Linked DNA regions of Homo sapiens: all the other regions are linked to region 1. The links are chromatin contacts, found by Hi-C or POLR2A ChIA-PET in ENCODE. All regions are on one chromosome and are shown on one strand. Each heading gives the region's core, a stretch centred on a gene start or an enhancer-like site at or near the end of the contact. The rest is flanking DNA. Distances are from core to core; before and after follow the strand shown. Region 1 overlaps AUTS2 (activator of transcription and developmental regulator AUTS2). Region 2 overlaps AUTS2 (activator of transcription and developmental regulator AUTS2). Region 3 overlaps AUTS2 (activator of transcription and developmental regulator AUTS2).

The links. A loop is a pair of places that touch in the nucleus more often than their neighbours do. ChIA-PET counts read pairs that join two places held with the same protein, here RNA polymerase II (POLR2A). Pooled maps may share reads with other maps.
Region 2: a map with no recorded cell type shows a loop between it and region 1 (2.9-fold over the local background). The contact joins two enhancer-like sites. A Hi-C loop is called at or near these places in 5 of 37 single-sample maps with no recorded cell type and 2 of 50 pooled maps. POLR2A ChIA-PET finds 5 or more read pairs at or near these places in 2 of 52 experiments (Panc1 and activated T-cell).
Region 3: a loop to region 1 is called in a map with no recorded cell type, with 7 times the contacts of the local background. The contact joins two enhancer-like sites. A Hi-C loop is called at or near these places in 10 of 37 single-sample maps with no recorded cell type and 5 of 50 pooled maps. POLR2A ChIA-PET finds 5 or more read pairs at or near these places in 3 of 52 experiments (B cell, activated CD4-positive, alpha-beta T cell and activated T-cell).

What each region holds. Positions count from the first base shown.
Region 1 is chr7:69,841,984-69,846,683 of GRCh38, forward strand. The region is part of intron 1 of AUTS2 (activator of transcription and developmental regulator AUTS2); the gene reads left to right. Among named protein-coding and RNA genes, the nearest start is that of AUTS2, 250 kb to the left of the region's middle. RefSeq lists an enhancer at 1,932-2,041. Within about 2 kb of position 1,833, at least 3 of the 41 ENCODE cell types and tissues checked have a DNase peak (open chromatin) inside an H3K27ac peak, as active enhancers do.
Region 2 is chr7:69,676,593-69,681,292 of GRCh38, forward strand. All of the region lies in intron 1 of AUTS2 (activator of transcription and developmental regulator AUTS2), which reads left to right. Among named protein-coding and RNA genes, the nearest start is that of AUTS2, 80 kb to the left of the region's middle. Within about 2 kb of position 1,964, at least 5 of the 41 ENCODE cell types and tissues checked have a DNase peak (open chromatin) inside an H3K27ac peak, as active enhancers do.
Region 3 is chr7:69,693,446-69,698,145 of GRCh38, forward strand. The region is part of intron 1 of AUTS2 (activator of transcription and developmental regulator AUTS2); the gene reads left to right. Among named protein-coding and RNA genes, the nearest start is that of AUTS2, 97 kb to the left of the region's middle. RefSeq lists an enhancer at 3,758-3,807. Within about 2 kb of position 2,731, at least 4 of the 41 ENCODE cell types and tissues checked have a DNase peak (open chromatin) inside an H3K27ac peak, as active enhancers do.

The sequences.
Region 1 (4,700 bases), core at 583-3,082:
TGGCAAAGTTTTAACAATTTTGAATCTAAATAGTAGGCATATGGGTGTTTGTTTTATATTTATATTTATATTCAGCATAGAGAAAGCTGTGAATTCAGGAAAAGTTTATATGTAATTTCTGAGATTTCTAGCTCATGCATGCATTTCTGTTTGAGAATGCCTTATCTAGAATTTTTTATCAAGAAATCTGAATGGTGTTTAAGAATATCTTATCTAGAAATATGTTGGCATCTTAATATTATGGTTTGGTAGATAAAATGGATTTTTTTAAAAAAAGACTTGCAAAGAAGTGGATGAAATGCTAATATAAGAAAATTAGATTTTATAAGGAACATGTGACCAGATAAACTTGTCCTAATTATTGTGAGTCTCTTTAAAGCACATACCTTAGGACATTGTGTGTTGACGCTTTTACTGTTCATAACATATTCTTTAAGAATTCTCTCAGAGCCTTAAGATGATTTGTTTTTGAGAAACATCTGAAGTCTCCTGTAGCTTATTCTGATGTTATGAAGTAAGTGACTAAATTTTGATCACAGAAGTGTGTGACAGGGAAGTAGTGGGATATTCTTTGCCCCTCTTTGTGTCCTGTGATGCTGGTGGAAATTTCAAAGGAAGAGTTTCAAAAGTAGTTTACTTTGTTCAAACTCTCTAGCCCTAAACCATCAGTGACACCAGTGAGTGTTTCTTATTTTACCTATTTGGGTGTGTTAGATGTATTTTCACTGGGACTATTCTTTTGGTCAGAGAGCCTAAAGTTAAGTGTTTGAGCTTCTGGTCCTGTGATCTCAGCAACTGGACTTGATTCAGGTGCTTTGACTCAAGGGCACAGTGGTAGCATCACCAAAAATAGATGAATGGCAGCAGATCCCTAATGGCTGGCTCTCTGCTGGTTGCCCGTCTCAGCTCAGGACTTCCGAGAGGTATAAAACCTCACTGATAGCCAGGCATAATGGCTAGGGTTTACTCAGAGATGCTGGGGGCTTGAGTGTAGTATTGCTCTGTTGTAGGCTGATAATGGAGTATGTGCCAGGTGGGGGCAGGATGGTATCCAGGCAGTGTGGGCAAAGGGCTGCAGTTAGTCCCTTGTTACACTCAGTGACAGGTGACTCTGAGCTGTCTGGAAGTAAGATAAAGTGATTCAAGGATAGGATCCATACCTGAAAGAGAGGTATTCAGAATAGCATTTGAAGTCAGGTAGACTTCAGCTCTTCCAATGGACCTGCAAGAGGTGGTCAGGAAATATCTCATAGATGAATTAAAGAAGTGTTACATGAAAATGTAAAGGGGCAAACCAAATAAAATGGGTTCATTAGGTCCCAGGACTAGTGGAGGGGCATTCATGTTGGAATGGAGAGTAGTGAGAATTGGGGAGGGGTTGCATAGGGGCTTGTTCTTAGGGCAGAGTTTTTCAACAACAGGTATATATAAGAGGTCAAAATTTAGGAAGTCTGTTAGAGAAGATTATAAACTCCATGAGGACAGGAGACATGTCTGCATTGTTCAACACTGGATACTTGATATAATGCCTGGAAAATAGTAGATGTGCAGTATAAATTTCCGTTGAATGAGTAAAAATGTTAAGTGGCGAATAAAGGAATGCATGGGGATGATACAGACAAAGCAGTAATCTGTGGTGGTTGATGGCTGACCTGGTTGTAGAGTACCAGGGGGAATGTGAATATTTTAGATTTCCTCAGAGGCTAGTTTCTGAGATGTTTTGTTTACCAGTGTGGTAACCTTCTCATGGCCCTAGCTCAAATGGTAATCAACTAGTCTTTGCAGCACAACTGTGAGGTAAACATGCTGTGTCCATTTTAGAGAAGAGGAAACTGAGATTCAGAGAGATGAAGGAATTTGCATGAAGGTCCACAACTAAGAAGATAAGATGTGAAACTAGATATTTCAGCTCTTGAATACAATCTTCTTTTTACTTGAGCGCTCAATGCTGGGGACAGTTCTGCTTTTCAAGTGGCCTGATAAATAGTATCTTTGTATCATGTGAGAGTTATTAAGACTGTGATAGAAATAAATAAGGAAAAATTCACATACCAGCCAATCCTCGTTACTCTGCTTATTCCCCTATTCATCATTTGGCTGATTGAATACTGAAGATGATAAAGCTGAATCGGTAGAGCAATGTGTGATTAAAAAAAAATCTGCTATTCCACTTAATGGGCTACAGTTATTAGAAAGAAATAGAAACCCCAGTTAATGTTAGTATGGGCTACTTATTTAGGAAAGGAGATTTTTAAATGAAATAAGCCTTTCCTTTTTATTATATTGCTGGAGACAGTTTTCATTTTTGCCCACCTGGTACTTAAATGGTTATTGCTATAAGGAAACCAGTCTTACTGATAACCGAATGAAATAAATTAAACAGACACATGCAAACAAATCCAAAATGTGCCTGAGAAAGATGTGGTCTTCTAGCTTTCAGTCATTCAGTGAGACATTTGGCAGAGATGGGTGCAGCAGATAAAACTGTCATGGTTTTCAGAAGTCATTCCAAGACACCAGAGAGGAAACATGACAGACACTGGAAAGAGACCCTCTTTCAGATATGAGTAATATATATTTTATACTCATATTAATATTTCATTGGAGAGAAGGTCAAAATCTACATTTAAATGGAAATATTTAAAAAGCAGAAGCATAATATTTGACTAAGTGAAACACTCAGGGTTTTTCAAGAACACAAGCTGCACCCCTGGGACCTCAGCTCTCTAGATCTGTTGTTTCTTAGAGCACGGTAGAATGTTTGAATTCCTTTAGTTTTATCGGTAGATCTTAGCCCTGGCATTTAGGAATCTTAATCCCTCTACTCCCCTTCCATTTGACCCCGAATTGTGTTACATACTACCTAACAGTGTGTTCAGTGCACAGTATGGCCTCTCTCAGTCCTATAAAATTATTTAAATTTCTAAAAATTCATTTTTCTGGTCCTGTGAAATGGACATAATAGGATTGTGGAGATGGACATAAATAAGATGCTTTCAATTATGAGTAATGGAAAACCCATCTAACAAAGTATGGTGGCAAGAAGATGGGAATAGGAGGCCCAGGGTTTATTCAGAGGCTGTGTTCATCCTTCGTTTCCCTCTGCTATTCAAAGTGTGTTAGAATTCACCTTCAGGCTTCTGACCTCATGATTATAAGATGGCTGCCATTGTTTCAGAATAATTTCTTCATGGCATCTAAAACAAGAAGATGGGATGCCAGGAGCAAAAGAATCTTCCTGGTACCTTTTTCCTCCTTTTTATCAGAGAAGATGATTTTTCCTCAAAGCCTACAGAAGACTTGCCTTTATGTCTCATTGACCAGACTTGGGTCACATTACCACTCCGTTATCCCTGCCCTCAAACTGGCAAAGAGAATCAAGAAGACCTTGATTGGCGTAGATCACTCATGCTTGATTTCCTGAGGCTCGTCTCATTGCCTCTCTCAGAAACTTGGGGCTCTATTTTTATTAGCTAAGAAGGGCAATGGTTATTGTCTGCCACAGTGATGCTCTTGTGTGAAGTAAAGGTGCATAAAATGCATGTCTTCCCTGGACTTTAGTGCATCCTTGGTTTGTAAGTGACTACGATTACATGAATCAGAAATAAATCAGGAAAAGGAAAGTTGGTAATTTTGGCCTATTCCTGCAGAAATCATAGCAGGGAGGGGAGTGTTTGTGAACGAAGGGAGGGTCCAGTTCTCTAAAGCTGTGCTGGTGAACTACCACTGCATAGGGTGGCCCTCTGCTGACCCTAGAGCAAGCTGGAGGTGAGACGAGTTTGTCAGGACATCCCAGATTCTTTCTTCTGTACTCTTTCCTCTTCTCTGTTTTCCACCAATCCAATCAAAGGCAGTGCTGATGTAGTCAGCACAACTCCTGGGATGCAGGTGCCTGGGGCTGCAATTCTGTTCTGACACTGACTGTGGACATTCTGGTTCTGGGCAGCCACTTGAGGTAACAATAATGATACACAGTTCCTGCTTTTAAGAGGTTCATGATGAGGAGCTTCACTGCTCCCCTGTTGCTTTATGACAGGATGAGGATTCAGACTAAATGACCACTTCCCTCTTTTCTCACTCTCAAGTTTTATGATTTCTTTCAAGTTTATTTGGGATTTTTTTTTTTTGGTCTGTGCCTTTTGTTAATATATTCTACATGCATTTTGCTTCTAGGCATATTGATATTCACAAAGTTTACCACTGACAGTTGTAGTCTGAGAGTGTACAGAAAAAAACGTAGTTGACCACTCTATGATTATTCTGGACTCTGTGACTCTCTTAATGCAAGCCAAGACCACATTAGCCTTTTTGGCAGTCTTATTACTTTGTGGCTTTTGTTGGGTTTGCAGTCATCCAGAATTTCTAAGAACAATATTTGGAAGGTGGCTTTGCAGAGACTTGAGCCACTGAACTTCTCTTGTCATGTGCTTCCTTTACTTCACTCCTTTCTTTAATATATGCCTGGCATTGGGCCCAGAATCCATAATACGATATTCATAATAAATACCAACATCTTTTGAGCACTCCCTATGTGTCGGGTGTTACACTAAGTGCTTTACAGGTATTGTTTCATTTAATCCCCACAGCAACTTTCTTCCCCTTTTTCTGGAGACAGAGTCTCCCTCTGTCGCCCAGGCTGGAGTGCAGTGGCACAATCTTGGCTCACTACAATCTCCACCTCTTGGGTTCAAGTAATTCTC
Region 2 (4,700 bases), core at 714-3,213, 170 kb before region 1:
GACTTAAGTAAGTCTGACAATTTAAATATTAGAATGGTAAGACATTTTTGTGCCTCTATAGCCATATGTCCATCTTGGGGAGGAAAAACTGAAAATAAACGATGATTACTTTTCAGTATTCTGTGGAAATCTTACTTCTCTTTTTAGTTAATTTTTCAGTGGATAGGCTCCCTACCTGCCAGCCCTAAATTCTTATTTATTCCTGAAACTCTGGTTTTTTTCTTTTTTCTTTTTTTTTTTTAAAGTATTCTGAAACTGTTTTCTGACCATGCTTCATATATTGAAGTAGATTTTTTTCACAGAAGGGTAAAGGAAGTGCATTATGTTTCATATGTAGATGCTTTTCAAGAACACACAGCTTCTCATCATTCATTTTAACAGTGGACAATTTTGGTGCCTGTTTATGGAGATTCCTTGGGAATTATCAGCTGATAGAAAATTTCTGAAGAGAGATAGAAAATCTAATCTATTTGGATGTCTTGTTAAATGGAGCTTTTTGAGTATAAGGGTTTCTGAAGAAATATAGGCTGTCAGAGCTGATAGAGTTTAGAGAGTCTCTGTGTACCATTCTTTATAAATAAAGACAGCCAAAAGCCCAGAGAAGTGAGGTGCTTGATGTTAAGATTTAGTTAGTGGCCCCCTACTGGTCTCTGAGCTGCCCATCACTCTACCTTGACTAATAGTGATAACTGATGTTTCTGGCAACAAATCCAAGGTACAAGTTTTCCAGGGTCTTCAAAGGAAAGCTACATTATATTAAAGTTCATGCTGAATATCTTTTATTGTGTTCTGATAGTTTGAAAATTGGTTATTTTTGTACTGTTGTAAAACTATAGTGCTTAACTGGAAACCCCAGCATTAACCCAGCCTTTGCCAGCGTTTCCCTTCTATAGGATGAGAAAGTTGTTGAAGAGTGAGGAAAAAAGATGGTATCTTGTCCTTAACAAAAGGTCTACGTGGATGAAAGGAGAAACTGACACTTATTGTTAGGGAAATGGTAATGCTTACATGATGATCTAATCTGGGTTTGAGTTTCGTTTTTGAAGTCACCAGTTTTTATTTTGGTGTTTTTCAGATATTCTTATAGCCTTCCTGGGGAGATTTATTTTTTGGAGACATCGCTCACATTGTTTACTCCTCTAGGTTAAATGTACTAGGCCATCTGTTGTTAATTTTGTAGTTGTATTAAATTCCATCCTTTGGCTGGATTTTAAGCACCAAAAGCAAACTTAGACAGAAGCAGGAGCATTTGCAAATTACATAGCTTTGAGCCTAAATGGTGGTTTTTATAAGTGCAGTTTTCAAATGGGCTGAGATTCTATTTTGAGTTTTGGGATCAGTAATTTAAACACAGGGACCTCTACGAGTTCTCTGGAAAAGCCCATTTTGAGACCCTGAACAGTTGTTATGCCAAAGCAAGCTCTTGGGGTAAGGTTGGCAGTGATGCTGCTGATAAATTACTTTTAAGATGCTTGGGGCTGAAGGACAATGATTTTGTAATAGTGTTTTAAGTTCTCAGGCTGACCTATGAAATCTGGAAGTGCTCATCTGAAAGGCCAGTATTCTTTCTGACAGGCACAGGAAAAACTCGTCCCCTGCTTGATCCTCATGCAAGCATTTCTTGGAGGAAGCCAGGCCTGTGGGTCTTGGGGGCCAGAACAGAGACACTGAGAGCAACACTACTGGCATTTTGAATTTCTGCTGAGGCTGCAAAAACATTTCAAGGGAAATCTGAAGTTATCCCTTCACTGTCTACAGCCTCTTGAATTGACTTCTGGGTGTTACAGATGGGACCAGCGTGTGTAAAAGCAGAATTTATATTCTATTTGGATATCAGAATCAAGTTTCTCTTTTTAAAATAATTTTATGGTAAGTCGTGGTTTCTCTGATATGATTTCTGTTGTGAGCGGAACAAAAATCATGGCGAAATGGTGTTATTACTTAACCAAATTGCCTCGTGTACAGACAGGCTGAACTGGTGCTTTGCCTAGAGTTGGCCTGGAGTTTTCAGAAACTCAATTGTGGCCTTTATAAGGCTGTGCCTGGGGTTGTATTTCCAATCTCTCTCAACTTTTGTTCTTGTGGAAGGGAGGAAGTAGAGCTGTGACAGATATATTGCCAGATAGCACACAATAGCACACAAAACGAGAAAGACACGGCGTGAGCCATTCATGGAGACAGATTTACGCTCTGTGCTGCCCTCAAACCATAGATCCATCTATTTCAGAGAAACAACTTGCCCACTGTATTATATTTCAGACAGGGACATGGCTTAGAAGAGAGATGCTGACTCCTTCTGTTTAGCTTTTGCCGATAATGCTGCACGTTTTGCTGTAGAATTACTTTTGTGGGGATGGGAAAGTATGTTTGGCAAAGGAAGGCCTGTCTCTAGATTGGAAGTGGAAGAAGGGAGATATCAGGAGAGTAATTGGCCATGCTGTCGCCATAGTGAAGTATATGTGTATATTTTTGCTGGGTTTTGTTTCCAGCCAACTATATTATCAGGTGTTGGATTTTTTAAACTTACTTCACAATAAGAAAAACAAAGCTAGAGAGATTGTGACTGGCCAAGGCCAGAATGTTTGGCATTCGTAGTTTCTCTTTAGTTCTCTCTGTAGGACCATTTCCTGGAGTTACAGAAGAATTGACCAGTGTGTCAGTGTCTTTCATGTACATTAATGGGCGATAGTATTGGTAGTGGTTAATATAATAGCATGGGTTCTGGAACCAGTCTGCCAGGATTTACATTCAGGCTCAACAATGCCTTAGCTACATGCCTCAGTTATCTTACCTATAAAATGGGGATTCCAGGTCTTACCTTATAAGGCAGCTCTGAGAATTGTTTAGTTAATATTGAGGCAGTTATAACTAAGTGTTCAGTAAACTTAGCTATTGCATTTTAAAATTTGTGTTGATTTTATGGAAATAAATGATGATGTGTGATACCTGGTAGATTGTTCGGCAGACATTTCAAATGTAAAAAAATAACTCTGTCTGCATTGAAATCTTTCTAGATTGATAGTTTTAAATAATGAAAAAAATACTTCTGGGAATGATCTACATTTGGAAGAAATCAGGAAAGAGAAGACTGTGTGTACTTTTGCATTTCTATGTTTTGGGCTTGTAAGATATGTGATTGTATATTTCATGTCAGTAATAATTTATTTTGGGGAGTAGAAGCAAATGTCAGTTACATACATCATCTATGGAATAGATTTTTAGTTTTATTTATTTTAACTGGATGAAATGGTTGAGTGTTGCCTTACTTGGTTGAATTTAGACATTTGAGAAAATTTTTTTTTAACTTTTGTGACACACAAGGACCTTTGAATGAAATCAGTCCCCTTTTCTTCCTTTAAAAAAACTTATAAGAATTACCATTTCTTGACTAAACAGTTGTTTTCTTTTAACATTATATACTTGTCTCTACATAGATACTACATTTTTTAGTTAGATGTGTTTTGGAAGAGCATTGACTTTTTTTCCTGTTACATTGGAAAAATTTAATGGCACGTGTATGTTATTCTTATCATGAAGTGGGTTTAGGCATGCTGCCTTATACTAAATAGAAATCCTATAGTAGTTGTTTTTCAGAAGTAATCCATTGATTCAAGTCATTCATTGATTCATTTATGAATACTTAAGTATGGTTACATAGGTAGGGATTGTCAGAATTGGCTTTTGAGCATTTTGTTTAGCAGTTATAATCCAGGTGGCAAATATACTGTCTGATTCAATTACTTGCATGAAATCACTTTAAACAGCTACTTAAGATGAGTTGTCCCTAGGCCTGTCTTTATCTACTTATTGTGCATGTGTGCTAGCATACACGCATTATCATTGTTGTTTTTTATTGTGTTAAAAAAATATTACAAAGTGTACCATCTTAACCATTTTAAAGTGTAGATACTTCAGTAGTGTTAAGTATAGTCATTTCATTGTGAAACAGAGCTCCAGAAATTTTTCATCTTGTGAATATGAAACTCTATACCCCTTAAACAACAACTCCCCTCCCTTGTTCCCTCCAGCCCCTGGTAAGCACCATTCTCATTTCTCTTTCTATGAATCTGAGTATTTTATTTTATTTTTTATTTTTTGAGACGGGCTCTCTGTGTTGCTCAGGCTGGAGTGCAGTGGTATGGTTTCGGCTCACTGCAGCATCCATCCCCCAGGTTCAAGTGATTCTCCTGCCTCACCCTCCTGAGTAGCTGGGATTACGGGCTCGCGCCACCATACCCAGCTAATTTTTGTATTTTTAGTAGAGACAGGGTTTCACCATATTGGCCAGGCTGGCCTTGAACTCCTGACCTCAAGTAATCCGCCAGCCTCAGCCTCCCAAAGTGCTGGGATTACAGGCATGAACCACCACACCCAGCTGAATTTGAGTATTTTAGATACCTCATCTAAATGGAATTACATAGTATTTGTCTTTTTGTGACTGACTTATTTCACTTAGCACAATGTCTTCAAAGTTCATGTACCATATGACAGAATTTTCTTTCTTAAGACTGAATACTGTTCCATTGAATGTATATACCACATTTGTTTATCTCCTTATCCTGTGATGGACATTTGAGTTGTTTTCACCTCTTGGCTATTGTGAATTAGTGCTTCTATGAACACGAGTGTGCAAATTTCTCTTCAAGATCCTGCTATCACTTCTTCTGCATATGTACCTGGAAGTGTGGGATTGCTGGATC
Region 3 (4,700 bases), core at 1,481-3,980, 150 kb before region 1:
AGCAAAGGCTTTAGAAAACTACAAAAAAGACTAATTTGTTGCCTCTGGATGTGTGTGTTATTTTGGGCTGTTAATATACTTGACTGCTTGTTTCAAGGACTGGAACCTTTTCTTTTACCTTTAAGATTCCTGCATTTTCATGTGCTCATTCAGCTGGGATTTGTGTTTCATAGAACTGGTAGTATTGGAGGTAGAGGAGATACTGTGATATCATATCTCTCTCTCTGTCTGTCTCTCTCTCTCTCTCCCACTGAAGAAGAGAAGACAAAATTTAGAGAATTTGAGACTTGCTCAAAGTTGTGTAGCTAGTTAGCGATAAAGCTGGAATTGCACCAGATTTGATTTCCATGACATTGCTTTAGCCTGGTGGTTCTCAAAGCATGGTTATTGGACCAGCAGCATCCCTTGGGAATTTGTTAGATATGCAAATTCATGAGATCCCCATTCCCTTATCAGAAATTTTAATACGCTGTGTAGGGTGATTCTAATGCCTGCTAAAACTTGGGAACCACTACTGTGGTCTTTACACTATTGGGCAGGGAGATGGGAGACTACAGGTAGATTTGCTGAATTTCATGGGCAACACTAGGTTTTCATTTTACCTTATTGTTCTGCCATTTAGATGTCTCCTCTTAAAACATTTTTACTTGCAGTGATGGCTTCCTTAGACTCGTGTGTGATTGTTGCTGGGGCAGTTAGGTGGAACTAATAGGTGTTGCTTGTTGATTCCCTGCTACCAAGTACTAGTTTTGAAATTTGAGTATTCATTAAAAACAAATAGGGATTTCTGTGTCTCACTCCTGGAAATTCTGACTCAGTGGGGGTAAGGATTAGGAATGTTTAATTTTTGAAAGCCCTGCAGGTAATTTTTTTTCTACTTTTTAAAAATTATAATTTTTATTTTCTTTACTGTTCTTTTAAGACATCCTGTTATAGCATCTGCAGGTGATTTTGATGCCCAGCCATGTTTGGGGAAAAAAGTTTGGGTTCTGAGTGAAAATAGAAAACGTAATGACATGGAAAGGAAGTCAGGGGATAAGAAAAGCTCTATGGCCAGCCATGGTGGCTCACACCTGTAATCCCAGCACTTTGGGAGGCTGAGATGGGCAGATGGCTTGGGCTCACGAGTTTGAGACCAGCCTAGGCAACATGGCAAAACCATGTTCCTATTCAGGAACAAAGAATAGATCACAAATTAAACTCTGTGGGTTTTCATAAGTGGAAAGTTGGCTTTCGTTGTTCTGTATTTGGGTGCTTAGTGGACAGGAGTTATCTAAAAGAAGTAATTATAGTTGTAATGCGGACCCTCAAAGTTGAAAGTAGATTGAAATCCATTATTTTACAAGGTGGCCTTACTATTTATAGTTTGACTGTAGGTATGGCAGTGAGAGATAAAATTACTTTTTCTAGCTTTGCAAAACGCCAAACGTCTTTGAAATTAAGAGTAAAAGGGGTTTAAAATATGTACTGCTTTATAAAGCAGGAAAACCCCACTGGAACATTTTGGGTGTTTACAGAAATGGGTATTCCATGGGAGAGAACGTGGTAACCTATGTTTTGTCATCATTTGTTTAATCACTGAAAATATATTAACAGGCCAGGCATGGTAGCTCATGCCTGTAATCCCAGCGCTTTGGCAGGCTGAGGTGGGAGGATTGCTTGAGCCCAGGAGTTTGAGATCAGCTTGGGAAACACAGTGAGACTCCATTTCTACAAAAAAAGAAAAAAGAAAAAAAAGTCACATGTGGTGGCACACCCCTGTGGTCCCAGCTACTTTGGAGGCTAAGGTGGGAGGATAGCTCGAGCCCCAGAGATCAAGGCCGCCGTGAACTGTGATCGCACCACTGCACTCCAGGCTGAGCAACAGATCAAGACTCTTGTATAAAAAAGAAAAAAAATTTTTTTAAAAATATAAATATAGATTAACAAAGTAACAGGGAATATAATATTTTCAGGTTGGTCATATAGAGGAAATACTATATTGTGTTATTCAGCTTAATAAAATATAAAACAAAAAAATTATTAACTGTTTGAAAAATTGTAGTCAGATATTTGATTAGGGGTAGGTCCTGATTTGGATGAATTTGAATCACATTCGACTAAATATTGTGCTTTTTAATACTCACTTTAAAAACAAAATTAATTGGGCAAATGTTCATATCCATTTTAAAAAACTATCCTCTTAAAACTAGATTGATAGTAGACATTAATAGGCTTGATGTTGTTTATAATATTTTGCTATATTTTAAGAGCATGCTTTTGTATATTTTCTGTTTTAGTGAAGCATTTTAAAAATGCCCCCCTCCCACAACTGCAGGAATAAATCTAACAGATTTTGACCAAAATTACTCTAATTTTGAATTTCTTGAAACTGGGTATGGAAACTAGACATTAAAAAAAATCTTTATTTTTAAGCACGGTTTCTTGGTCAGTAGCTTCTGTATTACGGGAGAACACAAGAAGGGGCCTTCTTGACACTCAAGAAATGCTCTTTTTCCATCTACAAATAGGAAGACACCCTTTGTGGTATTTTTGTTTTGTGGGCCCTGAATGAAAACGTATTATGATCAGTTTTAAAAATTGCTGCCCCTTTAATATCTGAATATATTCGTGGCTAGTGAAGCACATGCATCTGTCAGATCATGGGTGAGAATTCACTTTTCTTTTTGCGATTTCTCCAGCCACAAGGACAAATTTAGTTTTGCAGAGCAGTTTGACACCTCTAGAAGCCTGCGGTTAGCCTCGGTGCACCTCTAGCAGCTGCATAGGCTCAAGAGGACCTCTGTTCTTCCCTTTTTGGTTTGGTTACCTTACCCCTCCTCAGGGAAAGGCCAAGAGACTCAGCACTTCCTCCCCAAGTGAGTTTCCTTAGTAACGTCAGCCTTCTCTAATGCTGGCCAAGGGTGTCTTTGCTGGGCTGTTTTCCCTCCAAAATAGACTCACTGGGGTATAGAATTTTTTTTTTACGTGAAGGGTATAGAATTATTTTCAGAATAGCAGCAGGGTAATTAGGCTCATTGTTGACATGTCATTGAAGTCTCCATGTGACAAAATTGCTCCTCCCTCTTTGAGCACTCTGAATACTCTTACCCTCTTATCTCGATCTGCTCTTTAGAAATACCAGCAGATAATCTGGGAGAAGGCCACCATAGCCATGCACAGAGTGGGGAGAATGAGGAGATCTTTGCTGAATGTCTTTTAGTTGTTTGAGTTGGAGATAAATGCAGAATGACCTCCATTTTGCCCTAAGAACCTGACCTTCTTGTCACTTTGTGTAACATTAATTTTCTAATGTGTTCTGGTCAATTTGTAAAAAGATTTTTTTTCTAGTGTCTCAGCTGTTGGTTTGACTTTTGTATTTTCATTGGTAAAATATGTATGTCTTTGCTGTGAGCAGAGAGAAACAGATTAATAAAAACCACTGAACCAGCATTGCATATGTAATTAATTAACACCACCAGGAAAGCTGGTTCATGGTTGTGTGTAAACTTATTTCCAAACATCTAAAAAACGTTTAGAGTTATCTTATTCAGTTGTCTCACTTCTAAGGGATAGGTTAGGAAGCTGTAACGTATGTGTATGCACAGAAACTGTTGGACAATGATTCTCAAACTTTACTTTTCATTAAAATCGTCTGGAGGGCTTATTAAAATGTAGATTGCTAGACCTCATCCATAGTTTCTGATTCAGTATGCCTGGGTGGGGCCTTAAAATTTGCATTTCTCATGTGGCCCCAGGCATTGCTGATGCTACTAGTCCAAGGACCTTACTCTGAGAATCAGTTTTAGGATGTAGATCTTATGTTCCTCTTTGCCAAGGGCAAATGAACTGAATTGTATAGGCTTCCTTTTCTTTTACAAGAAGCATTGCCTCTTCTAAGTAGACATCCACCAAATATTTATGTACTGTATCCATGGTGCCATGCACTGAGCTAGGTGCACTGGGGATAAATAAAATGATCTCTGCCTTGGGGAACTCACAGTTGAGAGAGGATTAAATTAAGAAACCCACCAATCGTGATTCAATATGAGAAGTGCTGTGGTGATGTCAGGGGTAGGCTTTCTAGATTTGCTATGAGGTGCAGTCTGAGCTTTTTCTCAGACTGTCTTAGCTTTATACCTACAGAAATAAGTGAAAGAAAATGAATCTTCTGCAGCTTAGGATTTTGTTAGTGCTCAGATCAGTTTCCTCTCGTCCTTGACTTTGGGCATCCCAAGCTCTGTATTCAGACACTCCTGAACTGGCATTGTGAGCTCTCCACCCCAGCTTTTGTGGAAGAGTCCTTCCTCCATTTTTAAATTACAATTTCAGACACTGTCCACTGTGGCAGCAGGATTTGTAACAAGACCAAGTTAAGTGATCTTGGCTGAACTGATTTATGAGACAGCTTCAAAAATTCATGAGGTACCATGGGAACTTTCTGTAGTGGATCAGCATGCCGCTTTTCCTTCACTTCTTCAAGTAGATCAGACATTTTGTGATAACACGGCAGTTTATAGTGGAGCCTTCTAGATTATGGCTCTGCTGATTAAGACACTAAGACAGACCTGAAGACAAAGAGAAGGGAGAACAGGATGTTACTTTTAGAAACTCCTGTTATCCTAAGCTTGAGCAGGGACTTTGGGTAAAATACATCTATGTATAACTCAATTTATACATAGAACTCTCTAGGGCAAGTTTTTCTCCAGTGGTGATCTGAT